Regions from separate parts of the Homo sapiens genome. Here all the other regions are linked to region 2. Evidence: chromatin contacts called from ENCODE Hi-C or POLR2A ChIA-PET data. All regions are on one chromosome and are shown on one strand. The core of a region is the stretch at or near the end of the contact, and the rest is flanking DNA. Distances in the headings are between cores, read along the strand shown.

Region 1 (4,814 bases), core at 1,330-3,829, 150 kb after region 2:
GAAATCGGGTGAAAGAGAATTAAAACAAAGTTGGGTGCCAGGACAGTGGCTCACATCTGTAATCCCAACACTTTGGGAGACTGAGGTGGGCAGATCACCTGAGGTCAGGAGTTGGAGACCAGCCTGGCCAACATGGTGAAACCCTGTCTCTACTAAAATTAGCCGGGAGTGGTCATGGGCGCCTGTAATCCCAGCTACTCAGGAGGCTGAGGCAGGAGAACCACTTGAACCCGGGAGGTAGAGGTTGCAGTGAGCCGAGATTGCGCCACTGCACTCCAGCCCAAGCAACAGAGTGAGACTCCATCTCAAAAAGTAATAATAATAATAAATACAGTGGGGTGTGGGAGAGCTGTCTCTCTGTTATGCTCCCTTATGGGGAACCCACAGCAGTGCTGCTTGGAGTTCAGTGTGACTCAGAGATGAGTGAAAGAGCTCTTTCAGATTCTACTGTAGATTCCTCCCCTTAAAACACACACACACACTCTCTCTCTCTCTCTCTCTCTCTCTCTCTGCTCTCCGTGGGAGAGCATTCAAATGGTGTCCAGGAACCGAGGTGGACAACAGACTTGAAAAACAACTGCCAGCTGGGCACAGTGGCTCACGCCTGTAATCTCAGCACTTTGGGAGGCTGAGGCGGGTGGATCACCTGAGGTCAGAAGTTTGAGACCAGCCCTAGCAACACAGTGAGACCTCGTCTCTACAAAAAAAAAAAAAAAAAAATTTAAAGATATTAGCAAGGTATGGTGGTACGTGCCTGTAGTCCCAGCCGCTTGAGAGGTTAAAATGGGAGGATTGCTTGAGCCTGGGAGGTCAAGGCTGCAGTGAGCTGTGATTGCACCACTGCATTCCAGCCTAGGAAATAGAGTGAGATGCTGTCTCAAAAAAAAAAAAAAAGAAAAAAAAGAAAACAAACAAACAAACAACTGCCGTGCTATGTCCATAATGTCAATCCACATACCACTGGGTAAAATCATCGTCCATGGCTTCCCCCTTCAGGATGCACCTCTTCCGTGGAGGGCTGTCAGCCACCACTTGCAAACAGACTCCCGTCAGGCCATCTCACCAGTTACCAAACAGCCAGCATGGCCAGTAAGACTAAAACTCAGATTCTTATTGTGTAACTTATTAGATGCTCTGTTCCAAAGAAACAATTGACTAATGAACTGGGGGGTTCACACTTCGTCCCGTCTCATCTCTGACACTACCTTACTGTGTGGTCTCAGATCAGCGCGAACACCCTCTGGGCTTCCACTTTCCTATATGGGAAATGATGTGGAACAGCTTGAATCTAAGAATCTTTCTACTTGTGACATTCAAAGTCTTCACAATTTACCCATCTGATATCTAAGGTAAAAGCTAGAATCCCCTTCCTCTTTACATCCCTCCAGATTCCTTTCCACACTCCTTCACTCCTCTACCCACACAGGAAGGCTGACCTGCAGAGACTTTTTTTTTTTTTTTTGAGTTGGAGTCTCGCTGTCACCCAGGCTGGAGTACAATGGTGTGATCTTGGCTCACTGCAACCTCTGCCTCTCAGGTTCAAGCAATTCTCCTATCTCAGCTTCCCGAGTAGCTGGGACTACAGGCACCTGCCACCACGCCTGGCTAATTTTTGTATTTTTACGAGCGACGGGGTTTCACCATATTGGCCAGGCTAGTCTCAAACTCCTGACCTTGTGATCCGCCTGCCTTGGCCTCCCAAAGTGCTGGGATTACAGGCATGAGCCACCACACCCGGCCCCTGCAGAGACTTTCTAAGGGGCTCCCTTGCGCTCTGGCTTCCAATTGGTCTCAATTAAGGGGTGCTCATTCTCCTGACTCACCGGAGAGCTCTCCCCAAGCTGACTACATCTCTGTGGAAGGTCACAGCCCTGTGGTCTTCTCTGCAGGCCTTCCTCCTTCCAGGTTTTGTTAACAGTTTCCTCCCCTCGCTTCTTCAGGCCTAGAAGTGGTAATAGCTCTCCTGCTACTGGGAGTACCTGTTGGTGGTAATAGCCCTGGGTACTGTCCCTTGTGGTTCTCCCACTCCCTGCCCACACCTAGGTAAGTAGTCACAAGAGGGCCTCTGTGTGGTAACATGGAATCAGGGGGCAAATGAAAGGAGGGATCAAGGAAGACATCCAAGGAGAGGAGGCCTTTGCAAGGTTGGCCTCAAACCTGTTTGGAAGAACAGGAAGAAGTTTATACAGGCAACAAAGGGGGATAGCATTTTAACCAAGAGAATGGTGTGGATGCAGCCAGGAGGCCAGGCATTCTGGGAAAGGAGAGTAGACCTGACTGTCTGGAGGGAAGACCTTGGGTAGAGAAGGAATGAGGGGCATGGTTGGAAAAGCAAATGAAGGCCAGATGGTAGCAACCTCGAACGTGAGACGAAAGCCTGGGACTTCATTCTACAGGCAATGGAAGACTCTGGATGGTTCTTGAGCAACGGAATGGCCCAATCACACTGAGCTATTTTAGGAATGTTAAGCTGGTGGTGGAGAGCAGATTGTAGTGTTACCAACTGGGTAGCCCTACGCAAAGGGAACAAAGGAGGATGCCAAAAGTGACTCACTCATCCGCCATTGCTCCTGAGCAGTGGGGCAGAGGCGGTACAGACGTTCCCCCCCAAGCAACTCTCATGCTTATGCCAGCCTCAAAAGAGCAGAGCGGGAAGTGCATGGCATCCTGAAGATGTAAGGGAAAACACATTCTTGGAAGAGATCTCCTCTCAAAGCCATCCACCCACAGCCCCCAGAATAAGGGGTAGGCAATCTGTTTCTCCTGGCATCTGATTCAAAATGCTCCCGAGGCCAAGAGGACCTAAAAGAATTCCTCTGCTCGTGTGTGTGAGAACAGCCCAACAGGGGACCATCTGTCTCAGAACAAGCCCCCCAATGTGGAGGCAGAAACAGTAGCCCCCAAAGGGGTGCTATTTCAGTTTTCAGGAAAGCATTCTGCAAATGTTCCCAGCCATTAACTGGGGATCTCTCTATAGCACTCTGTTAGTTCTCTGCTAAATAGAAACCAAGTGGGGGCCACTGTCCCTGACATCTCAGTGTGGACATGTTTAGGGTGGGAAGATTCTGAGGGCTCTGATCATCTGAGATAGTACAGACCCAGCAAGCAACAGAAAGCTGAAAGGGATGCAGATTCAGGAGGCAGAGACTTCACAAACTACCTGCGAAAAATTCTGCTCAGGATTGACCCTATATCTCCTCCTTGAAGTGAGTGCTGTTAGTTCTAGATGGGCCCAGGAAGGGACCCTTCTTCCCCAGGGGGTGCTCCATGGCCCACTCTAAGGTCCACTTCCCTGACCGTGCCCTAGTGATATGGAGTTTCTATAGTATTTCAAGGGAGGCACGATGGTTGTTTGGACTAGGGAGGAAGCAGTTAGAGAGCCCGTTTGAAGAAAGCTCTGCAAGACTCAAATATTTAGGGATCTAGTAGATGAGACAGAGCTAGCAAAGGAGGATGGGGATCGGTGAGCTGGAAGGGAAACCAGAAAGCGACTGTCACAAAGCCAAGAGAAGGAAGTGGTCAGAGGCATTGAATGCTCTTGGAGGGTGAGTATAATGACAACAATTATAGAGGTCATTGATGATTTTGAAAACAGCAGTTTTGGTGGAGTGGAGGAAATAGAAGACCTACTTCAGCACCTCTCCTAACCTCTGGGGTAGATATAGTTATCCTCATTTCACAGATAAAGAAGCTGAAGCTGAGAGAGATGATCTGACATGCCCTGCTGCCTGTAATCACAGGACCATTGATAGTGAAGCTGATGGTGATGTTGATGATGGTGACGATAATGGTGACGGTGACAGTGACGGTGGTGATAGTGATTGCGATTTTAATGGTGATGGTGATGTTGGTAATGTTGATGGTGAGGTTGAGGATGATAGTGACATTGGCAGCTGTTCAGATAAATTTTCTGTTCAGTCAGAAATTGATCATGATTATAAAGTAAAAATTACCTGGTCTGTAAAATCAGACAGATCCAAAGCTATATCCAAGCCAGTCAGCAACACATAAGCTTTACAACCTTTGAGCCTCAGTTTCTCTAGCTGTGAAATGGAGATGCTATTGCCTGCTTCAGAGGACAGTTGGGAGAATGACATGCATGGGGAAGCACCGGGTTCCTAGTAGGCCCTCAATAAATGTTTGTGTAGTGCATTTGTTTCCAGGGCAAAGTTAGAGAGCGCAGTGAGCATCAATGGATGAGTCTTATCTTCCCTAACTGTTCTAGCCCTCCCCACCCTAACTCTACTCCCCAACCTGAGTGAACTCCAACCCTAAGAGAAGACATGGGCATCTTGGTGACTGCCTGCTCCCCAGGATCCCTACTTCATGCCCACACATTGCTCTGGCAATGGTGCCCTGCTGGGATCCCCACCACCCTCTTGTCTGTCTTCCCGGTTGATGCATGCCCAAGATACTCTAAAAGGAAGAGGGATGGGATAAGCACTAATACTTACCAAGTACTACTATGTGTCCAGCTTTCTGCTGGTATTCAACTGGGAGAGAGGTGGTGTAGGCTTTTAAGAGCTTGGGCTTTGGAATCAGACATGTCTGGAATTAAGTACTTTCCCTCCTTAAGTTGTTATTCAAATATCACCTTCTTCAAGAGGCCTACCCTGACCATCCTATTTATACTGCACCCTCACCCACCCACCCTGCACCCACAACACCTTCCCAGTCACACTAAATCTGTTCCACTTTTTTTTTTAGAGACGGAGTCTCACTCTGTCACCCAGGCTGGCGTGCAATGGCATGATCTCAGCTCACTGCAACCTCCGGCTCCAGGGTTCAAGAGATTCTTGTGCCTCAGCCTCCAG
Region 2 (4,539 bases), core at 512-3,011:
AAAAAAGTCGGAAGTGGCAGACTCTGTCTTTGGGCTAGGACTACAGACTGTTATTTGATTTGATTACTGCTTCATTTGATTATGGATGGACTCGGGATTGAGGGGGATAAGGATATCAAAGAGAAAATGGTGGCCATATCCCACCTACGCTAAAGTAAAGAGTACCACTCCAGCCCTTTGGAAGAGAACATCCCCAACTCTTCCCCAGCAGATCCACTATATGGAACCCACTGTGGTCAGACTGGGGTCTGGCTATTTCCTGCCACACCCTGAACTTTCTCACTTCCTTTCTTACCTATACATTTCCAGTTGCCAAGAATGTCACCCCTCTCCCCATCTCCACCTCTCAAAAATACCATGCAGCCTTCCAAGGCTAAACTCAGTTACAGCTTTCTCCACTGAGCCTCTTCTGTTCACTGCAGTCAACAGTCTCCTGACCTGCCTGCTCTTTGAGATCTTGTAACATTCACTTCCCATGTGCTAATTTACTCATGTTACTATCTGACGATAATGTGCATTTTGCAATGTTCTGTTGCAATTTAAAGGAAGAAAGTTATGATGTCTTGAGGATAATGGCACTCTTGGGGCCAAAAGAAAGAAGCTGGAGTCCAACTAAGCTACTTTCTTCCTATCTGATCTCTGAGAAGTTATTACCCTCAGTTTGTTCATCAGTAAAATCAGGGTTTTTCTAGACTTGAATATCAGATAAGATAATCGTCCTAAACATGCTTTGTAAACTGTACAATTGTGGTGTATATGAAGAATAATTAACATCATCTTCATCCTTTCCATCATTACTGTCAGCATCATCAGCATCATCACTGCACTTCTATTTCACTTCCCATGTGTTAACATACCTGGATAACACATATTTGTTATCTCCTAAGCTGGACTGTGGGTCTCTCATGGTTAGGGACCTAGCGGCATACCTCTGAACCTCCTTATCTTACACATAGCACAGGGCTGGGTACACCGTTGATATCCAGTGACTGTTTCTCAATTGATTGATAAACTCAGATGAAAATAACTCAATAGGAGAAAGCTATATATGACAAGGAATCTTTCAGAGGTCCTGTTTTATTTCTTCCTTTGTTGTAAAAATAACAAATGGAAAGAAGTACATTATTAAAGTCAGCAACATCTCTCCCCGCACCTGACAAGAATGGTCTTGCACATTTTTTTTGCCATATCCCTTGACAGCACCAGGACACTTCTCATTCCATAGTCTCATCCAACCTTCAAGAGAATCCTTGAAAAGGAAACAGGGAACCGCAGGTGCATAACGTCCCATTCTACAGTCAAGTGAAGTGAGGCCCAGCAACATGATCTCACTTACTCCAAGATGGAGCATTGAGTCATTGGTAAAACCCCGCCCATGAAGGAGGTCTCCTAACTCTTGGCCCTTGGATGTTTTGAGGTGGACACTGATTCCACTGAAAGAGAATTTTCTACCACTAATCAAGGAGACAGAGGTTTTATAAATGATACCTTATTTATTCTTCATGGTGTCCTTGAAAATGACCTATCATCATCTCCTTTGTATCCATGAGGAAACTGACACTCTGAGAGGTGAAGTGACCTGCCCAAGGTCACGGAGAAGAGGTGGGGCCAGGCTCTCATTTCCCAGTACCCACTGAGCACACTCTAGGCATGTGGGCTGAGCCTACTGCCGGGCTGTGAATCTCTCCCCCCTGTTCTCTGGTTCCTTGATTCACAGGAAGTTCAGGTCAACCACATCCTGCCACGTCTTTGCAGACAAGATAACGATCCCCACCACCACCATTCTCTGTCCCACCACAGCCCAGCAAGGGCAGACAGGCTTCCTTTACTCTTTTGATAACCACTGTATGTCACAGCTAAAAGGGGCCTAACTCTGAGTTTCCCTCCTTTAAAATCATCTGGTCCACATGCTAATGGTCCAGAATCCCCAGGTCATCTCTATAGCTTGAAATAATCATTCTAAAGTAGGGGTCCAGGAATCTGTATTTTTAACAAGCATCCTGAGTGATTCAATGAGTGTTCAAGTTTGGGAAACCACTAGTTAAACCCTGCTGGGATGACTTTTCCCTGTCATCCCAGTAGTGTAGGCTGGGTTGTATCTTTGTCATACTTACTGTGTCTGTTATAAGGGGCCACTGAATGCTACTGAATTTGTACTTTGCCATTAAGGAAGAAGGCCTGGAAAGTTAATTAAGCCAGCTTGAGATCTAACCCGTCCAGCTCTGCATAAGCAAGAGGAATGATGCATTTGGAGGCCCTCCTGAAGAACTCCCAGCATGCCAGCCTAAGTCCACATGTTCATCATCTGAAGCCACCTTCTTGGAGTGATCTGGAACTGACCCTCAATCCACAAACATTAACCTTTAGCCCAGCAGTAGGCAAACTACTTCCTACAAGCCAAAGCCTGCTGCTTGTTTTTTGTGAAGTTTTATTGGCACAGAGCCACACCCATTTGTTTATATATTGTTTATGGCTGCTTTTGCACTACTATGGCAGAATAAAGCCTAAAATATTTACTATCTGGCGCTTTACAGAAAAAGTTTGCCAACCCCTGCATTATCCCATCTATCAACCAGCAAAGCTTCATTCCTGTGGCTGTATCAGATGGCCTCTGGCTTTCCCAGTCATGTACCCACAGTATCACAGCAGCAGAGTGCTTGAGCACCTCGTAGGGACTTTAAAAACATGTTGAATGAAGAACCATCACAATGAGCTATTTCAATTTCCATTATGCAAATGAAAAAAATCACAGCTTTTAGAAACATTAATTATGTAAGCCAAGGTCTAAGAGTTAGAAAGTGCTAGAATTAGACCGGGAACAGTGGCTCATGTCTGTAATCTCAGCACTTTGGGAGGCCAAGGCAGGCAGATCACCTGAGGTCAGGAGTTCGAGACCAGCCTGACCAACATGGTGAAACCCCATCTCTACTGAAAATACAAAAATTAGCTAGGCATGTTGGCAGCTGCCTATAATCCCAGCTACTTGGGAGGCTGAGGCAGGAGAATCACTTGAACCCAGGAGGCGGAGGTTGCAGTGAGCCGAGATCACGCCATCGCACTCCAACCTGGGCAACAAGAGCAAAACTCCGTCTCAAAAAAAAAAAAAAAAAGTGCTAGAATTAGAATTTTTATTGATCCCAGGTACAATATTTTGTCCTATCAACTTGAGGCAGTGATCAGGCAGAATCTTGCCGGAAATGTGCAGAAATGGGGCCTAGGGTAGGTCTTTTGGATGAAGGACCTGGATCTTGGGGCTAGGAGAGATGGGAAGGCCCTAGGAAAGAATGAAGAATTATCTGAAAGGATAAGCAGGCCTTGTCCTGCTGGGAAAATAGGTACCTTGAGAATATATTAAGCTAATTCATATTACAGTGTTAGCTTCTTTCTGGACCTGCTGTGACAAAGTTAATGGAGCTTTTTCACCTGGGGGTAAAGGAGGGTACATCAAGGAGCACAGAGAAGGGAGAGCAGAGTGAGTCAGGCACGCTTACCAGAATACGACTCAAACCGAACCAGGTCTCAGTGGTGTTGAGTCACTGGGGCATCAGTCAGGAGCCTGGGCAGCCACCTGGCAGTGGGACTGCGGTGGAGGTGCCCACCCCAGGGGATGCCTGGGCCCAGTGAACATGAAGCCCTTCCCAGCTCTGAGGTTCTCAGAACCCTTTGTGGCTTGAGTTAGCCCTGACACTCTCCCATCCACTTTACGGAGAAGCATTAAAGCCACCGAACACCCCCTCTTGAATCTGATGAGATTCAGCTTTGTCAGACCCACTTTCCCAAGACAGTCATAGAAAATGGGGGATTCTCTGGGTTGGCTGTTTGGAATTCTTCCCCAGATAAATCACGCCCACGAGGTAGCACCAACAATATGTAGTCTCTGTTTCTTTAAAGTGAAAGAGAATATAAAACTGAATGCCAAAGACTCTATTTTGTTGTTTTTTCCTCTAACCTTTATAGTTATCGCACTTACACTGAATTCACCAGGAGGTTGTTCCGTTATAGCATGCATTGATTCTCTCCAAAGCACTCACTTTAGCTTGCAAAGAAACAACTCTACGTTTTTGCACTCATATTTCATTGCATTATGAAATGATGGATTGCATTATTTAATCAGAGTAACAGGTACAGGTTGAGAAGAAATACAAATAGCCCTCAGTAAGCACACACAGCTCAACCAATGGAAACATATGTGCCCAGGAAAACTGGAGAGAAGCTTCAGTTGGAGCTGCTAGCTTCAAGGGTTTAGTGTATCCCAGGCATGGGCACAGTGCTAGCTGAGTAGTGTGGAGAGTCTACATTAATCTAGCAAGCTGGTCCATTGCAGGTTGCTCAAGAGGGCTTCTGCTGTTTAACTGCACGCAGATGCCACAGCCCTTTGTCACGGACAGAGCACTGTCCAGCGTAATCCTCATGGCCCTTTAAGGGAGGCAGAGAAGATTTTCATATAGGAAAAATGAGGATCAGAGGCCTTGAGTGACTTTCTCAGAGACAAATGTGCAGTAATTACCTCCTTCGTGTCTGTACTGCAGGAGCCCAGCA
Region 3 (4,423 bases), core at 1,712-4,211, 160 kb before region 2:
CTTGATAATTTATGTAGGCAAGTCTATGTGTTGTGAGGGGTTGGGGTGTGCCATGGTACTACCTGTATGGTCTGGGAATCACTGAACCTATAAACTAATATTAAAATGATGTTAGGATGGATAGGGATGGCCCTCGGGAACTGGGCAAAAGCAAACCCAGACTCTTTGGCAATATGCCATCAACCCAAATGATTCTCCACAGATAAGGCTCCATTGAAAGTAGCCTCATAATCCTATATAACAAAACACACAAGGAATGGATCCACCTTGAGCGACAGTCAGGAGCCCCAACAAAGAGCAGTATTACACCCTAACACCGTCCACCAACAAGAACTCCAGGTAGCAGAACTGTTAGTCTATACAAATAAATATGCTTGAAATGAATAAATGCATAAAAGGGGAATCAATTACCCAAGAAAGAACATGACAATATGAGAAAATAACTTTCATGTTGCAAAAAGAACCCAACAGAATTACTAGAAATGAAAAACATGTACTCATTGCTTTTTTTAAAATTAGGATTAATTAAAAAGCAGATTAGACACAATTGGAGAGAGGATTAATGAACTTGAAAATATATCTGAGGAAAATACCTAGCATGCAGAGAGATAAAGACATGGAAATATGAAAGAGTTGTTTAGAGATGTGGAGGACAGGATAAGAAGGCCTCATACACATTTAATGGGAGTTACAGAAGGAGAACAGAAAAAATGAGAGAGAGAGGCAATGTTAAACAGTACAATCAATAACTATGTTTTGGAATTATTGAAAGACATTAATCTTCAGATTCAGGAATCACAGATAGCCCCCGTCAGCATAAAGAAAATTAAGTCCACTCCTAGAACATCATACATTGTACTAAAACTGCAGAACACCAAAGACAAGGAGATCTTAAGAAAGATAACAGAAAAAAGATAGATTATTATAAATAAATGATTGGCAGCTATAAAAGCAATAGCAGCTTTCGATAGCATCTATAGAAGCAAGGAGAAAATGGAATAATGTCTTCAAAAAATTGATAAGGAAAAAATAAAAACAAACTGTCACATTAGAATTCCAATTAAGAGTCAGAAAAAGGGAAAAGTGAAGGCATCCCAAAGAAAGATTAACAGCATTTTCTATTCACAGATCCTCTCTGAAAGCTCTGCTGCAGGATTATTTTAGGAAGAAGAAAATTCCACCTAGAGGCAAGGACTGAGGTGCAAGAAGAAATAGGAATCAGAAAAAAATAATAAACATGGGATGAATCCAATCAAGCATTTCCTGCATAAAACTATAGTAACATTAAATAATTTTTGGATATAAAACTATTTGATTTGAATATGATATATAAGATGTGAAGAGACTCATAGTGGCTAAAGTATTCTAAAGTCTTATATTCTTTGATGATACAGATTTTTATTAACTTCAGACATAGTAAAGTCAAGTATGCATGTTAAAAAAATTAAGGACAATCAAGAAAAATGCATAAGATACAAACCAGTAAAGTATATGAGCTATAAGCCAGTAACAAAGAGAAAAAAAGAAAGGCTAAAGAAAAAACACTCTATGACATAAAAAGAAGGAAAAAAAGCATAGACAAAGCAGAGTAAAAAGAATACAAAAATAAAATGCTGCTAAGTAAATACAAATAGATTAGTGAGCACAACATATTTCAATGGATTTAAATCTCTGGTTAAAATACAGAGATATCAAATTGCATTTTAAAAAATTCCAGCTCTATATTGTTTATAAGACATTAGGTAAATCATAAGAACACTGAAAAGTTGAAAGTAAAAGGATAGAAAAAGTTGCCATGAAGAAAAGCAGAGTTGAGAGATCGAGGAAAAGAGATGTTTTTGATAGCCTCAGCTGACCTCAGAATCCAGCCTTTACTGCTCGATGATCCAGTTATGTGAATCCTCAAATATCCCATTCCTTCCTGCCATTTTGCAAGCTTGTTTGAGTTGGGTGTTTTCACTTGCAGCCAGAAGATGACCAACCAATGCAGAAGTAGACTTGCAGCTCAGGATCCTGATTACTCTAAGAAGGGTAAGGTGAGAGTCATGTCTTAGAAGAATTCATCTGGTAATGAGATGAAGAGGGGATTGGAGAGGGGAAAAGCTGGAAATGGGCAGTGGACAAGGCAATCATGCAGGCAAGCAGCGAGGAGAGCTGTGCTAAGGAAGTGCCAATGAACCTGGAGAAGCGACAGGAAGGTTTCCAGAAGCCTGCTTTGAACGTTTGATTTGTCTAACCTTAAAAGTGTTCATTCATACAGCTCTTGAGAGCATGCTAGGGTTTGTAAGACATTAACTGAGGGGCTTCTGTGTCCTGAGGTGAACATTTTGAAAATATTTCCAGATGCTCAGCCAACTCAACAAAAATCATTAAAAAACCAAACCAACCAACCAAACAAACAAAAACAATAATAGCAGGAATACTCTGGCCACATCTTAGATCAAAGTGATAAGGATGTCTGAAAATCTTTAACCCAGAGACAAGAACTCAGTAAATATAAATAACGATATGATTTGCATCTTAGACAAGTTGAATTATGTATTTCTAGGCAGAAACCCAGGAACACTGGTGTCTGCAAATGGGACACACAGGGATATAGCTACATTTCTGTGCTTCCTTTTTCTTACATGTTAAGTGAGGCAACTGGACCAGCTCTCTAGCATCACTTCTCGTAGAGTTTATGGGTTTTTTCATTTAATTTTTTCGAATGTTGGGATACCTGGGTAGACAGGTATGTGTGGTTCCTTCTGTGCCTCCGTGTATGTGTGTGCATACGTGTATGTGTGTGAGATCAACAACCATATGTGGGCCTGTGTTTTCCTCTCACTGTCTAGCCATGTCTCTTGCTGTCAGCTTGCATGTGTGTTCATAATCATTTGTTTGTTTCTTCCTCCCTCTCCTCCTCCTCTCGCTGCTTCCCCTTTTTACTCTGCCCCGAAACTCTGTGAGATGCATGAACATTTCTCAGTTATGTGATGTTCTCAGCAGGAGGATGGAGCCAAATAATGGTGTTTCTAGTTATTACTCTGATGAATCACAGGGGAACAGCCTTCACCAAGGTAGAACGGCTTGCATAAAATATGTTCATTCAATTAAAAAAAAGAAATTGAAAAATAAGATACTGCCAACATGGGGCACTGAGTTATGTAGGGTTTATGCAGCATTTAATTTGCAATTCAAGCAAGAAACACACCAGAGAGGCACCTGTGAGGAAGCTCCCTGGAATGGGGGGAGGGGTTCCCACTGTCAAATAAAAACCTTATGCCTCAGATGAAGTTTCTGGAATATGGAAGAGGGGAGTGTAGATAGTTCCTGGGTTCCCCCAAGCTAGTCTAAGCAATGGATTCTATGCTGGAGATACTGTGGCCCCTAATAGTGAGAACTGGCTGGCTTGTGACGTCTACAGCCTAAGTGGCCATGTTTTGCACCATTTGAATCCCTGCCCCACAACCTCAGCTGATCAGCTCAGGCACTGGTACTTGACCCAAAGACACCAGCCTGACCTGGGAGGTGGCCTGACACAGGAATGACAAGCCAGGCCAATCGGATTTTGTCTCTCTCTGACTTCTGGCACTTCACTTGAACCTGACATCAAGAAACATGAAGAGACCAGAGCAGTTAACAGTGGAAGCTATGAAGGAGAGCAGGTCATGGTGACCACAGACAAATTGAAAGTAAGAGGGAGCAGAAAGTGGAAAAGGCAGAAGATGCAAGTTAGGAGACAGAGGAGGGTCTGAGCAGAGGCTCGGGGAGAAGCAGAGATCTCATGTGGCAGGCAAGACAGCGCGGCCCAGGAGGGAGGTGGTGGGAAGAGGTATGTGCCGGGCATTGCTTTAGAAACTGGGAAAGAGACAAAGGTCTCTCTCTTCGTGGAGCTGATGTTTTAGTGGGCTGTCCCTGAGGGGCTGCTGTGGTCTACACCTTTGACCTGTATGACCACATTTTGTATCATTCCCTGTCCATTTCATTTTCCTCAAGCCCCAAAGGATTGAACCTTGGGAATATCAGCTCCTACCCACATGGCAAGATTTGGTTGCAAGCAACAGAAATGAACCTTGGCTAACCTAAGCAAAAGAGGAATTTTAAGGGTCTTGGAACTAGGAAAGATATGAAGGTAGCTCAATAGCATTGATGGGGTTTCATGAATCAGGCCTCTCTCACTCCACCCCTTTCTCACTTTTGCCTGCTGGGCTTGCCTACCTTCTGCAGACAAGACCACACATGGCAGGGAAAATATTCACCATCAACCCCTGCTCACACTATCCCAGCTCAGGATCCCCAGTAAAGAGAATAATCCTAGGGAAGATTCTGATTGGCTGGGCGTGGGTCAGTTGCATCCCCAGACCAATCACTGTTGCCAGAGGAAATTAGCCAGCTCAACCTATCTAGACACCTGTGGCAAGAGGAGTAGGCACCTTCACAA

What was found. A loop is a pair of places that touch in the nucleus more often than their neighbours do. ChIA-PET counts read pairs that join two places held with the same protein, here RNA polymerase II (POLR2A). Pooled maps may share reads with other maps.
Region 1: a map of CD14-positive monocyte shows a loop between it and region 2 (5-fold over the local background). The contact joins two enhancer-like sites. A Hi-C loop is called at or near these places in 1 of 168 maps with a recorded cell type or tissue (CD14-positive monocyte) and 1 of 50 pooled maps. POLR2A ChIA-PET finds 5 or more read pairs at or near these places in 1 of 52 experiments (activated CD8-positive, alpha-beta T cell).
Region 3: a loop to region 2 is called in a pooled map, with 2.6 times the contacts of the local background. The contact joins two enhancer-like sites. A Hi-C loop is called at or near these places in 1 of 37 single-sample maps with no recorded cell type and 2 of 50 pooled maps. POLR2A ChIA-PET finds 5 or more read pairs at or near these places in 3 of 52 experiments (CD4-positive, alpha-beta T cell, H1 and Panc1).

What each region holds. Positions count from the first base shown.
Region 1 is chr15:69,605,021-69,609,834 of GRCh38, reverse strand. The region is part of intron 1 of PCAT29 (prostate cancer associated transcript 29); the gene reads right to left. Among named protein-coding and RNA genes, the nearest start is that of PCAT29, 15 kb to the right of the region's middle. Within about 2 kb of position 2,579, at least 3 of the 41 ENCODE cell types and tissues checked have a DNase peak (open chromatin) inside an H3K27ac peak, as active enhancers do; they include CD14-positive monocyte, where a contact is called at or near this core.
Region 2 is chr15:69,756,398-69,760,936 of GRCh38, reverse strand. All of the region lies in intron 2 of LOC107984788 (a long non-coding RNA gene), which reads right to left. Among named protein-coding and RNA genes, the nearest start is that of LINC00593, 77 kb to the left of the region's middle. RefSeq lists an enhancer at 1-4. Within about 2 kb of position 1,761, at least 5 of the 41 ENCODE cell types and tissues checked have a DNase peak (open chromatin) inside an H3K27ac peak, as active enhancers do; they include CD14-positive monocyte, where a contact is called at or near this core.
Region 3 is chr15:69,920,934-69,925,356 of GRCh38, reverse strand. No RefSeq gene overlaps it. Among named protein-coding and RNA genes, the nearest start is that of LINC00593, 88 kb to the right of the region's middle. Within about 2 kb of position 2,961, at least 2 of the 41 ENCODE cell types and tissues checked have a DNase peak (open chromatin) inside an H3K27ac peak, as active enhancers do.